2 separate regions of the Mus musculus genome follow, and region 1 is linked to region 2. A link is a contact called in ENCODE POLR2A ChIA-PET data. All regions are on one chromosome and are shown on one strand. The core of a region is the stretch at or near the end of the contact, and the rest is flanking DNA. Distances in the headings are between cores, read along the strand shown. Region 1 overlaps Gm39665 (a long non-coding RNA gene). Region 2 holds the start of Utp14b (UTP14B small subunit processome component).

Region 1 (5,279 bases), core at 366-2,865, 89 kb before region 2:
AAAATTCAATTCCCACGTGAAGGCTCACAACCATCTGTACAGTTACAGTGTACTCAGATACATAAAATAAATAAACAAATCTTTTAAAAAAAGTTTTCTGGGAGTGAGGCTCAACAAGGTAAATAGCTTGTCTTTAAAAAAACATGGGGGGGGCAGGAGAGCGGGAGGGAGGGCATGGGGGACTTTTGGGATAGCATTGGAAATGTAAATGAAGAAAATACCTAATTTAAAAAAAAGGAAAAAAAATTAAAAACATACAGCTTTAAGTTAAAGAGGCAGAATCAAGATCAGTGTATGCTGCCTAGTTACCCTATCCCAAAGAAAGCAAAGGAGAGAGAGAGAGAGAAAGAGAGAGAGAGAAAGAGAGAGAGAGGTTTATTGGGCTCTCATCTCTGCATCACTTCTAGCCTGCTGTCAGCACTGAATAAGTATAGAGGCTCTCCTGTCACTCAGAACATTTGCCACTAGCACACATGGCCTCTTGAACACAAGAAGTGTACTAATTCCATTTAGCTCTGTTGAGCGATGCTGCAAAAATACTCATGGGATTTTGGAGACTTGCTAAAAAGTAGAAGCTACAGAATTGCTCGTTAGTTAAGAATTGATGATCATATGCCATAAAGGGGAAATAAAATATTAGTGCAAATTAATTTCACGTGCTTCTTTTTTCTTGCTCGAGAACACTAGTAGAAATGTTAAAATAACTCTTGTGGCTCTCATTCTATTCTAAAGTATGCTGTTCTCTCGAAGGTACTGGCTATACTTAGCACCTCTCCTTTGTTGTTTCCTCCACAGATTAAGCTGCTATTTGGGGGTTTAGGAAAAATTTCCCAGCAGGATGGAGGAGGTGTCTCAGCAGGCCAGGGTGTTATACCAGGCCCTAATGCCACGGACTTAACTGGGCTAATCTGATTGAGCAGGAATTTAACGGCTTTGGTCATTAGCCAAGCCTTGGCCTTTGCAAACCCTACCTGTGTCTTTGGATTATATTTTGGGGAATTAAAAAAGGATCGAGAATAAAAGACTGAAAGGAAGTAAACCAGATCCCCTCTTCACATCCTTGGGATGACGGTCCAACGTTACAGGGTTTCTAAATTTGTCTTGAGTTTACCTGGATAGCAAGCTGAGAGCTATTTCAGTGCTTGCCTTTGTCTATAAAGGAAATGTCGGTGGTTACGGTCTCCTTTCTTTTTTGTACAGCTACAGTTGAAAGGGCTGGAAAAGTACATTTGCTTTGGAGAGGTTGAGAGACAGATCGAAACCCTGCAGGGAGTATCCAGTTACCTCCTCCAGCTGGGAAAAAGACTGCTGGCCCAGGATGGGATTTCAATCCTTAAAGTTACATAAGCAAACAGCCTATCCATCCCATGCAATGATAATTATATGAAAGGAGCTAAATAGATCCAGGTCAGCTCCTTGCTAGAGATGCAGAAGCTTGGGGAATGGGGGGAGGACTGAGAGAGGTCACTGTCCTTTGCCAGCCAGCAGTTGGTAGGGTGGGACAAAAGCTCACAGATTATCTAGCTCAGGGCCCTCAATGTGCTGTGAATATCACAATCACCTGGGGAATGTTAACGATCACCAGGTTTAAAGCTGAACTCCAGACCAATGAAGTCATCGGTGTTTGGAAAGCTTCCCAGGTCATTGCGACTCTCAGCCAAGTTCGTAAAGCGCAGATCTAGGTCACCCCCTTGTTTTTGTGACAGGGAGATACAAAAGATCAGGGGACACTGCTTCAAGTTCCTCCAGCTGGCAAGTGGCAGAGCAGAGACAAGTCCTTTCTTTCCTTGGCTTTGACTTTGTATTCTCCTTTTCCCATAGTCTCAGCTCGCCACCCTTCCGTGACATTGACATTATCCTGCTTTCCTTCGAAATGTTTCCCCAGATCTTTGCAGAGCTATCTCAGCTTCCACTCTTGAGCCCAATGCCAACTGCAAGCCACGTCAAAAACACATTATTGTCTTTCTTTGGGGCACCTCCCAAACTCTCAAATCAAGGGGATGTGTGTTGGTGCTGCCCCAAGTCTGGGTGGGTTGATTCTTGGCAGGAACACTGAGTATCTTCTGGGCAGTATAACTAGCCCTATGTTATCCCCAGGGTCTACTTCCACACAGCCAACTTACCTTGAAAATACCCAGAAAAAAAGCAGGACCTGGTGGCACACACCTGTAATCTGAGCACTTAGAAGTCTGAGTCAGGAGGATTATAGGTAGGAATTTGAGGCTAACCTGGGCTACATAGCAAGTCTGTAAGGTAAGTCTGGTCTACACATGCAGAGTTACATACTGAGTCATACACAAAGACTAACCCCACCCCAAAAAACCATAATTTTAAAATCTGTCTGTATATAACATTTACAAACATTTTCCTCTTTTAAAAAAATGCAAGTATGCAGTGTATGTAGAATATATCTTCCCCATATCTACCTGATTGCCTCTCTTTCCTCTCCCCTCTCCCTCCCATTAGTCCCATCTGTTGCCTAGATAATTTGCCTGTCTTCTTTCATGCATATATACATACATGACTATATTCATTGATATAAAATCAAGGAACCACACATAAGGCTAGTTTATAAGATTCTCTCCAATCCCATTTATTTTCCTACAGATGCCCATTTCTTTCTTCTTTATGACTTAAAAGAGTTCCATTGTTTATATCAAACTTTTTCTTGTCATTATCTTCTAAGCAAGCTGGTCTAAACTCTTCTGTGACTACATTTACATTGTACTGGGTTCTTTACGTACTCTATATACGACTTAAAAGGAAGATGAACATACACTATATGCAAATATACCCATTTTATATAGGGGACTTCTATCACGAAAACAGAAAACAAAATATGGTCTGTGGTGAAGACAGTCTAGAGACTGGCACTGCAGTGATTGCTGGTAGTCTGCTGCCTGTTGCTTTTTTTAACTTACTTTATGCTTTGTTATGCTCAACACTGTCCACTGTTCTTCCCCCACCCCCCACCCCCGGATGACTGAAGATCTATGTTTTGATTGAAATCAGAATGACAGAGGCCTGTGAATTTTCTCTTGCACTCAGGTTGTGGGGAATTGGCACTGTACAGGGAGCAAAAGCGGCACAAGTGTAGCAGCTTTGTCTTTTAACAAGGACAACACACAGTTGGAGTGGTCCCGCCCCAATCTAGAGGTGACATTTGGCAGCTTGTTTTTTAATACTCTTGGCTTTATCTGAGAGTCGTGCTTTTTCTGGAGTACGCAATACAGTGGAGACAGGAGGATGTATGAGCTCCAAATGTGCTAACAGTTGCTTCATAGAAAGCGTCAGCAATGGGGCTGAGGAAATGGTGCTCCAGAAGAGGACTTGAATTTAAAGGACCTGAGTTCAAGTCCCCAACACTCACGTAAAAGTCAGACATTGCAACTGTAGGTGTCAGTTAGCCCAACGTGGTAGGGCAGAGATTCTAGGAGCTCTCTGATCAGCCAGCCTTTCTAAACAGCAAGCTTCAGCTCAGTCACAGACTCTGTAATGCTGTAAAAAGGACATTGTACATCCTCCTCGGGCCTCAGGATGCACATGACAGGTGAATGCACTTGCATGCCACATATGCGCACACAGCACATACACAGATACCACCAACACATACAGACACACATACATATATGCATATGAAGACACACACGTATATATGCATACACAAACATATTCACATGTGTATTTACACTCACCAGCAAAAGTCTCATGCATTTGCTCATCTATTATCTGAGTAGCATAATAAGCCCCTGAATGGCAAGCATGGAAATTAGTATTTGAAATCAACTATTCAATCTGCCTAAAAAGCAATTTTTTAAAACACCAGGGGAACAAAAGAGGTGATTCACAACTTCAAAAGAGAAAACAAACGCTGAATTCTGAGCAGGCCATGTCCTCACCTGAACTCCGTTATCCTTGTTGGCAGTTAGGATAGGGAGTTGGGTAACCTAAGCTGCCTCCTGCTGCCATTATTGTCACAGGGGACTCTTCACCCATTGTGTGAGAGCTGTTTTCAACAGTCTGCAGACAATTGGTTGGTTCACAGGGAACTGGGTTTTAAAGAAACAATGAACCATTTCAATTGCATTTCTACAAAAATGGGACAGTGCTGTTTGCCTCTTCTAAGACAGACGTGCAGTGGCATCACAACTCACAGTTGAGTATAAGCTGAATAGTGTTTGACTTTATCCTAGGAGAAGGTTGTTCCTAAGCCAACCATGGCTATCTAACTTAAAAAAACAAAAAAACAAAAAAACAAAAAAACCTAGCTCTGGAGTCAGACAGATCCCTTTATGTGGCCTCAATAAGGCTGCACCTTTCAGAGTCTTCATCCCTTGTTCCACTAAATAAGGCATATGACACAAACCCTTTCCCAGCGACTTGTTATATATGAACTGTTGCATATAAACATTTAGCCAATGCCTGCACATAGCAAGGTCTCAATAAACATTAGCAACTATGATAGTTCTGCATCACATTATATGTGTAACAGTCCAGAGTATTCCGAATTTAGTATGACCCTCACCCACAGGGAGACCTGCTTGATTCCTTTCTCATGTTTGGAACTGAGTTATAAAGAAATTCAGAAGGCCAGCAAAAGTACCAAGTGAGGCAGGAGAATGGCTGTAAGTAAGTAAGAATGGCTATATCGTAGTTCCAGGGCAGCTGGGGCTACAGCATGAGATTCTATCTCAAACCAAACAGAAGAGAATAATAAAGGTAAGGTACAGGGATGGAGAGATGGCTCCGCAGCTAAGAAACCTTACTACTGCTCTACCAGAGGACCCCAAATTCAGTTCCCAGCAGCCATGTCAGGTAGCTTATGACAACCTCCAGGGAATCTGACACCTTCCTGCCTTTACTGGTACTAGGCACATATGTGACATACATACATACATACATACAAGCAAAACCACCTATACATACATATACTCAGGCAAAACACATGCATAAATTAGAATATAATAACAATAAAAAGTAGGATATAGAAAAAAACTTTAAGATAAAATCTTCTCAATAATGTCATCCATCTGGAAATCATAACTGTCGGTGTTTTGTGGTGCTATTTTACATATTTGGGTTTCTTTTCTTTCTCTGTCTCTTTCTTTCTCTCTTTCTTTCTTTCTTTCTTTCTTTCTTTCTTTCTTTCTTTCTTTCTTTCTCTCTCTCTGTCTCTCTCTCTTTCTTTCTTTCTTTCTTTCTTTCTTTCTTTCTTCCTTCCTTCCTTCCTTCCTTTCTTTTTTAAATACTATCAACTCCTAAAATGATTTTAACAGAAA
Region 2 (5,140 bases), core at 2,226-4,725:
CCAAGTTCATCACTGATAATAGTCAAAGCTGGAACTTGAAGGCAGGACTGCTTGCTATAGCACACAGCAGGACCTCCAACTAGGGAACTTACTTCACAGCCAAGAAATACAGCAGTAATGAAGAGCATGTTGTTTGCTAGCTGGCTCACATACTGGCTCAGCTAGCTTTCTTACTAAGGTTGGTGCTGCCCACAGTGGGTTGAGCCCTTGCCGAATCAGTTAACAACCAAACCTCCCCTCAGGTATGTCAGAGGTAGAGGCAGCTTCTCAGTTGAGATTGGTTGTGTTAAGACAGTTAAAGTTACCCAGAATGGTCTTGTAGGTGGAGCAAGCTGGCTTGACCTTGCAGTAGTCCTGCCTTGGAATCTGAAGTGCTGCAATTGTTTGCCTGTATTTGTTATTGCTCTGCCTTTTGAAGTCTCTTTATGTCAGACAATAGTGGTTTTCTTTTGTTTTTTGTTTTTTTTTTTTGTTTTTTTTTTTTTTGAAACAGGGTACATATAACCCTGGCTGTCCTGGAACTTGCTACGTAGACTAGGCTGTCTTTGAACTCAGAATCATCTGCCTGTCTCCCAAGCGTGGGCTTAAAGACTTGGGCTCTCATGCCAGGCTATAAGTGACATTTTAAAGTTGCTTCTTGTTGATTATTCTGCTCCTTGGAGTCAGAGCCTCCTTCATTCACACAGCATCATGTGCTATATTCATACCCACCCACCCACCGGAAATGAAACAAAAACATTCCTGTTAAAACTCTAAATATCAGCTGGTTCTGTTGTCTTATCGTAATGGGAAATGTAGTTTTTGTGATATAGTTACAGTCTCTTTCTATGCCCCTTCACAGGAAATAGACCATTACATGTTTATGTCAATTATAGACAATTCCCCTTACTGTTGCAGTAAGTTGGAAACACACCAAAAGGGCACAAGGGACTGCCTACTCCTGTTCATGATTTCATGTGGTTGACCCTTAATAGTCTCTGACTTGAAGTTTTACAAAAAAGAAGGGAAATGTAATCAAAATTCAATACCCCTCAAAACTCTGAACACATACTGAATCCTTTCTAAGAGAAAAGCAAATGTGCTTTGCCTTGCCTTGCCTTGCCTTTCCTTTCCTTTCCTTTCCTTTCCTTTCCTTTCCTTTCCTTTCCTTTCCTTTCCTTTCCTTTCCTTGTCTTGGTTGGTTATTCTGAGACAGAGTTTCACTCTGGAGTTTAAGCTGGCCTGCAACTCACTGCGTAACCCAAGCTAGGGCCAGTGTCACAGCAGCAGCCCTCCAGCCGCAACATCTCTAGTGCTGGGATCACTGTGCCCAGATGTGTTTTTGCTTTTTCTTTTTATTATATTTATTTTGTGCATGTGTACTTGTATCCCATGGTGAACTCAGGTCATCAAGCTTCGCACTAAGCACCTATAATCCTCTGAGTCACCTTGCCAGTCTCTCTCTCTCTCTCTCTCTCTCTCTCTCTCTCTCTCTCTCTCTCAACAAAACACCATCTTCTGCTTCTGGCAGGCCTAGACCTTACTAAATAGGCTAGGCATGCCTCAAATTTAGAGATCTATCTGCCTCTGCCTTCCAAGTACTAAGATTAAAGTTGTGAGTCATCACACCCTGTTGTTTCAAAACAACAACGACAATAAATAAACCTAGGTGAGGTTGGAAGATTGTCTGGAGTTTAAGGTTAGCCTGTGGGCTTAGTGTAAGCACGAGTTTCCAGGTGTAAACAAAGCCTAAAGAGGTGTATCACACCTGTAATCCTAGAATCACTGTGAATTCTAGGCCACCCTGATCTACATAGTAAAATCCAGGCCTGTCTGAGCTACATGAGATCTTGGCTCCCACTCTCCCACAAAGAACTAAACAACCATACAAAGAAGCCTAGTGAACAGAAGCACAATAATTTCTGTTTAACTAGTATTAAACAGCAGACAATATTCCAATTCAGTATTTGAATCTCAAGAGTATTTTCTGTTAAATGTAAATACATGCCCATAAAATATTGTTTAGCCTATAAAGAGATAACGAAGAAAGATGTCCCTGGAATTCTACACATGTGTTTTATGTTTGTTAACTGGGGAGGAAGGTTCACTATTAGTTTTGCTGTCTTGAAGTTGCTTAGTTTTTCTCAAGGTTTGCAGTTCTGAATGACCACTTCTGAGGTACACATCTTCATCCCTCTGTAGACTGGAAATTCTGCATTCCTTTTATTGGCAGGGTTTCCTTGGGAAATGTGAAATTCCTAGTAGGAGCAGGCTGCTTGAGTCAAACACTATCTGTTCTTTCAGGCAATTAGACTGGCTAGGGGCCCAAGGTGAGTGAGTGAGCTGGCTTTGTAGAGTGTATCATGGCTCCACCTAGCTCAAGTCCTGGCAGCCTCCTCGGAGTTTTTAAGATTGTCCTGGGAAGTGAGCCTCTTTCTGCCTTAGCTTGAGGCTAGCACAGCAACTCGACCTTTCACCTACTTAAAGAAAAGTTCACAGACCAACTAAATAATAGGTTAGGTTAAGAAAAAACAACTCTGCTACGAACAGTCTCTTTCTAATATTACACTCCAGTGGCTGATTTAGTCATTTGTGTTTTGCTGGGTGAATGTTTTGAGTGGGGGGAGGCAGTTGTAAAATAAATGCCTATATCCTGATGTAGTGTCCAAGAGGATCTATACAATGGCAAACTAAACAACACACACAGTCATAAAGATTCATAAAGCTTTTTTTTTTTTTTTTTTTCCGAGACAGGGTTTCTCTGTATATCCCTGGCTGTCCTGGAACTCACTTTGTAGACCAGGCTGGCCTCGAACTCAGAAATCCGCCTGCCTCTGCCTCCTGAGTGCTGGGATTAGAGGTGTGCGCCACCACGCCCGGCTGATAAAAGATTATTTTTGAGTAAAGTTTCATCCTTTGCAAACATGAAATGTGGGTATGCGAAGATTTACGAGTAAACGGGATACACGCTGCATTAAACGAAGCCCATGCAAGAGAAATAATACAGGGCATGCTTTGAGCTTTCCCCTTCACAAGCATTTTCAAACGTCATTTTTTTTTTTTTCTCTTTGCAAGATTTGCTAGAAATCCGTGTTCAAACTAGGATAACGAACCCAGTCCTGAGAAGAATGGGGAAAAAAAAAAACAAGCAGGTTATTTCTTCGTTTATATTGAGATTTATGCATCGCAGCAGTGAAGGCGGGTTTTGCAGTTCTCAGCGGGGGCACCCTGGACGCCTCAGGTCTTCCCGCCCTGCGCCCCCTGCCCAGCTCCCCTCTGCAGCTGCTGTAGCTGCGGGTCCGTCCCGCCGCTCCCCTCCCCAAGGGCTCAATCCCCGCCCTGCGAGGGCCCCAGTCGGGTCCAGCCGTCGGCGGCTCCGCAGAATGACCCATAGTAACCTCGCCCCGCCCCTGCCGCCAGCACCGCGCTCCCCAGGCCGGCATTTGATAGGCCGAGCCCCGCACGCGCCACCGCCCGCGGGCCAATGGGCGGCGGTCTCTTTGCATATGCAACGAGCGCCAGCCCGGGGTGCGCGTCCAGGACTGCGGCTCAACAGACGCTGCTCAGCCGGCGCCCGGGAAACGTCGCTGCGGTTGTGGCCGCGGTCGCGGGCTCGGACGAGGAGGCGGCGGCAGAGCGGGAGGCTGAGCCGGCAGCAGGCGGTCGTCCCCGTCTCGCAGGGCGGCCCCAGCAGCTGCGTCAGGGTCCTGAGGAGGTGGCGCTGGGCAGGAGCCGCTCTGAGGAGCAGCCAGGCCTGCGTGGGTCGGAGCCCGCGGTGAGTGCGCGCAGCGCCCGTTGTGAGGCGATGAGGGTCGCGGGATGGCGGCCAGGCCTCCCTCCTCCCACTCGGCGAGCGTGCATGCCGCTCGCCGGTGCCTGAGGGGACTCCTGGGCCGCGGGGTGCTGGGCCGTGGCGAGGGTCGGGGAAACGGGGGTTGGTGGAGGGTGAGTGGCGAGTAGGGCGTCCTCGCGGATTCGGGGAAACCGCCGGCGTGGAGCTGCGGGCGCGGGAGGAAGGATGCACCGCGGCCTCCTCCGCGGGCGCGGGCACGTGGGTGGGGTCGTCCCGCTCCACGCGGCCGCGCGGCGTCCGTGGGAGGTACCAGCGCCCAGAGGGTCCCTGAAAACTGCGGGTGTGGGACAGGAAATGCGGGTGCGGGCGGTGGGAATGGCGTGGGGAACCTCTGGTGTCTCCTCCTAAGTGCGTTTTAGTCTCGGACGAGTCAGTCATGAGATGCATACATAGGCAGCCCCGGGGGTCACTTGTGATCCCCGTGATGGGATTTCACAGATGAAGATCCAACTGTATGGTCCGTTCTGGTTCTAGAACAGGTATTCCGATCACTTGTACATAGAGCCCCTCAACTTAGAAAGGGCAGGACAGTTTTTGGGAATCCAGTGGAAACTAGAGAGGGGGGATTGATAACTGCCTAGAATGACAGAGCTGGCATTTACTGAGCTTTTTTTAAAGGCCACACACCAAGAACTTTGTGCATGGCTATGTTTACATTGTTAGTCCACCGGGACGGTCGCACATTCTCAGTTTTACAGCGAGAGAGCCTGCACTGTGGACACGTTAACTTAGCCCAGATCTGAGCTACTAGGAGAAGCTTGAGCCCCAGGAGGGCCTGTCTGAATCTAGAACAAATCTCTGATGGCTTTAGTAGCAACAGCCCTCTGTTGGTGTTTGAATGGTTTCCGTGGCTTTGGGTTTCTAGGTTCTTTTGGGTCTTAGGGGTTCTGCAGAGCTGTAGTTTGGTGTTTTTGTTTTTCCTGTTTGTTTTAGGCTGTTTTGTATGCGCACTTTGGCTCTGAGTGTTGTTGAAGGGTGCTGCTGAGTTGCCCCTAGAAGTGCATGCAAAGCTTATTACAGAGAGGGAAGTGTTGGGACTTGAGAGTGCGTTTTCTGGTGTCTCCCTGAGCACCCCTCACATGTAGAGTTGAAGGCTGATTGTATTTTCTAACTTAGGCTCTGATTCTTCTGTCATAAAGTGCCTTGACTCCAGTGTGGCCACAGGAGAGGGTCACCTGGTATCTTTGGAGTCCAGTTACTGGATTTGTAGGACATTTGGGCCGAGTGACTGGTACCCTGTGAGTCCCAAGATGTCCTCCTTGGAGAAAGCAAAGAAAGAAGGACACACTGAAGGACACTGTGTGTGGG

What was found. ChIA-PET counts read pairs that join two places held with the same protein, here RNA polymerase II (POLR2A).
Region 1: POLR2A ChIA-PET joins it to region 2 with 30 read pairs in embryonic stem cell. The contact joins the enhancer-like site here to the promoter of Utp14b in region 2. POLR2A ChIA-PET finds 5 or more read pairs at or near these places in 3 of 5 experiments (Patski and embryonic stem cell).

What each region holds. Positions count from the first base shown.
Region 1 is chr1:78,566,729-78,572,007 of GRCm38, forward strand. All of the region lies in intron 2 of Gm39665 (a long non-coding RNA gene), which reads right to left. It also overlaps a transcript of Mogat1 not described here. Among named protein-coding and RNA genes, the nearest start is that of Gm39665, 19 kb to the right of the region's middle. Within about 2 kb of position 1,616, at least 2 of the 3 ENCODE cell types and tissues checked have a DNase peak (open chromatin) inside an H3K27ac peak, as active enhancers do.
Region 2 is chr1:78,654,350-78,659,489 of GRCm38, forward strand. It overlaps Utp14b (UTP14B small subunit processome component), which reads left to right and starts at 3,476. Exons shown (of 3, transcript NM_001001981.3): 1 at 3,476-3,754. Acsl3 (acyl-CoA synthetase long-chain family member 3) reads left to right here and starts at 3,476. Exons shown (of 15, transcript NM_001033606.2): 1 at 3,476-3,754.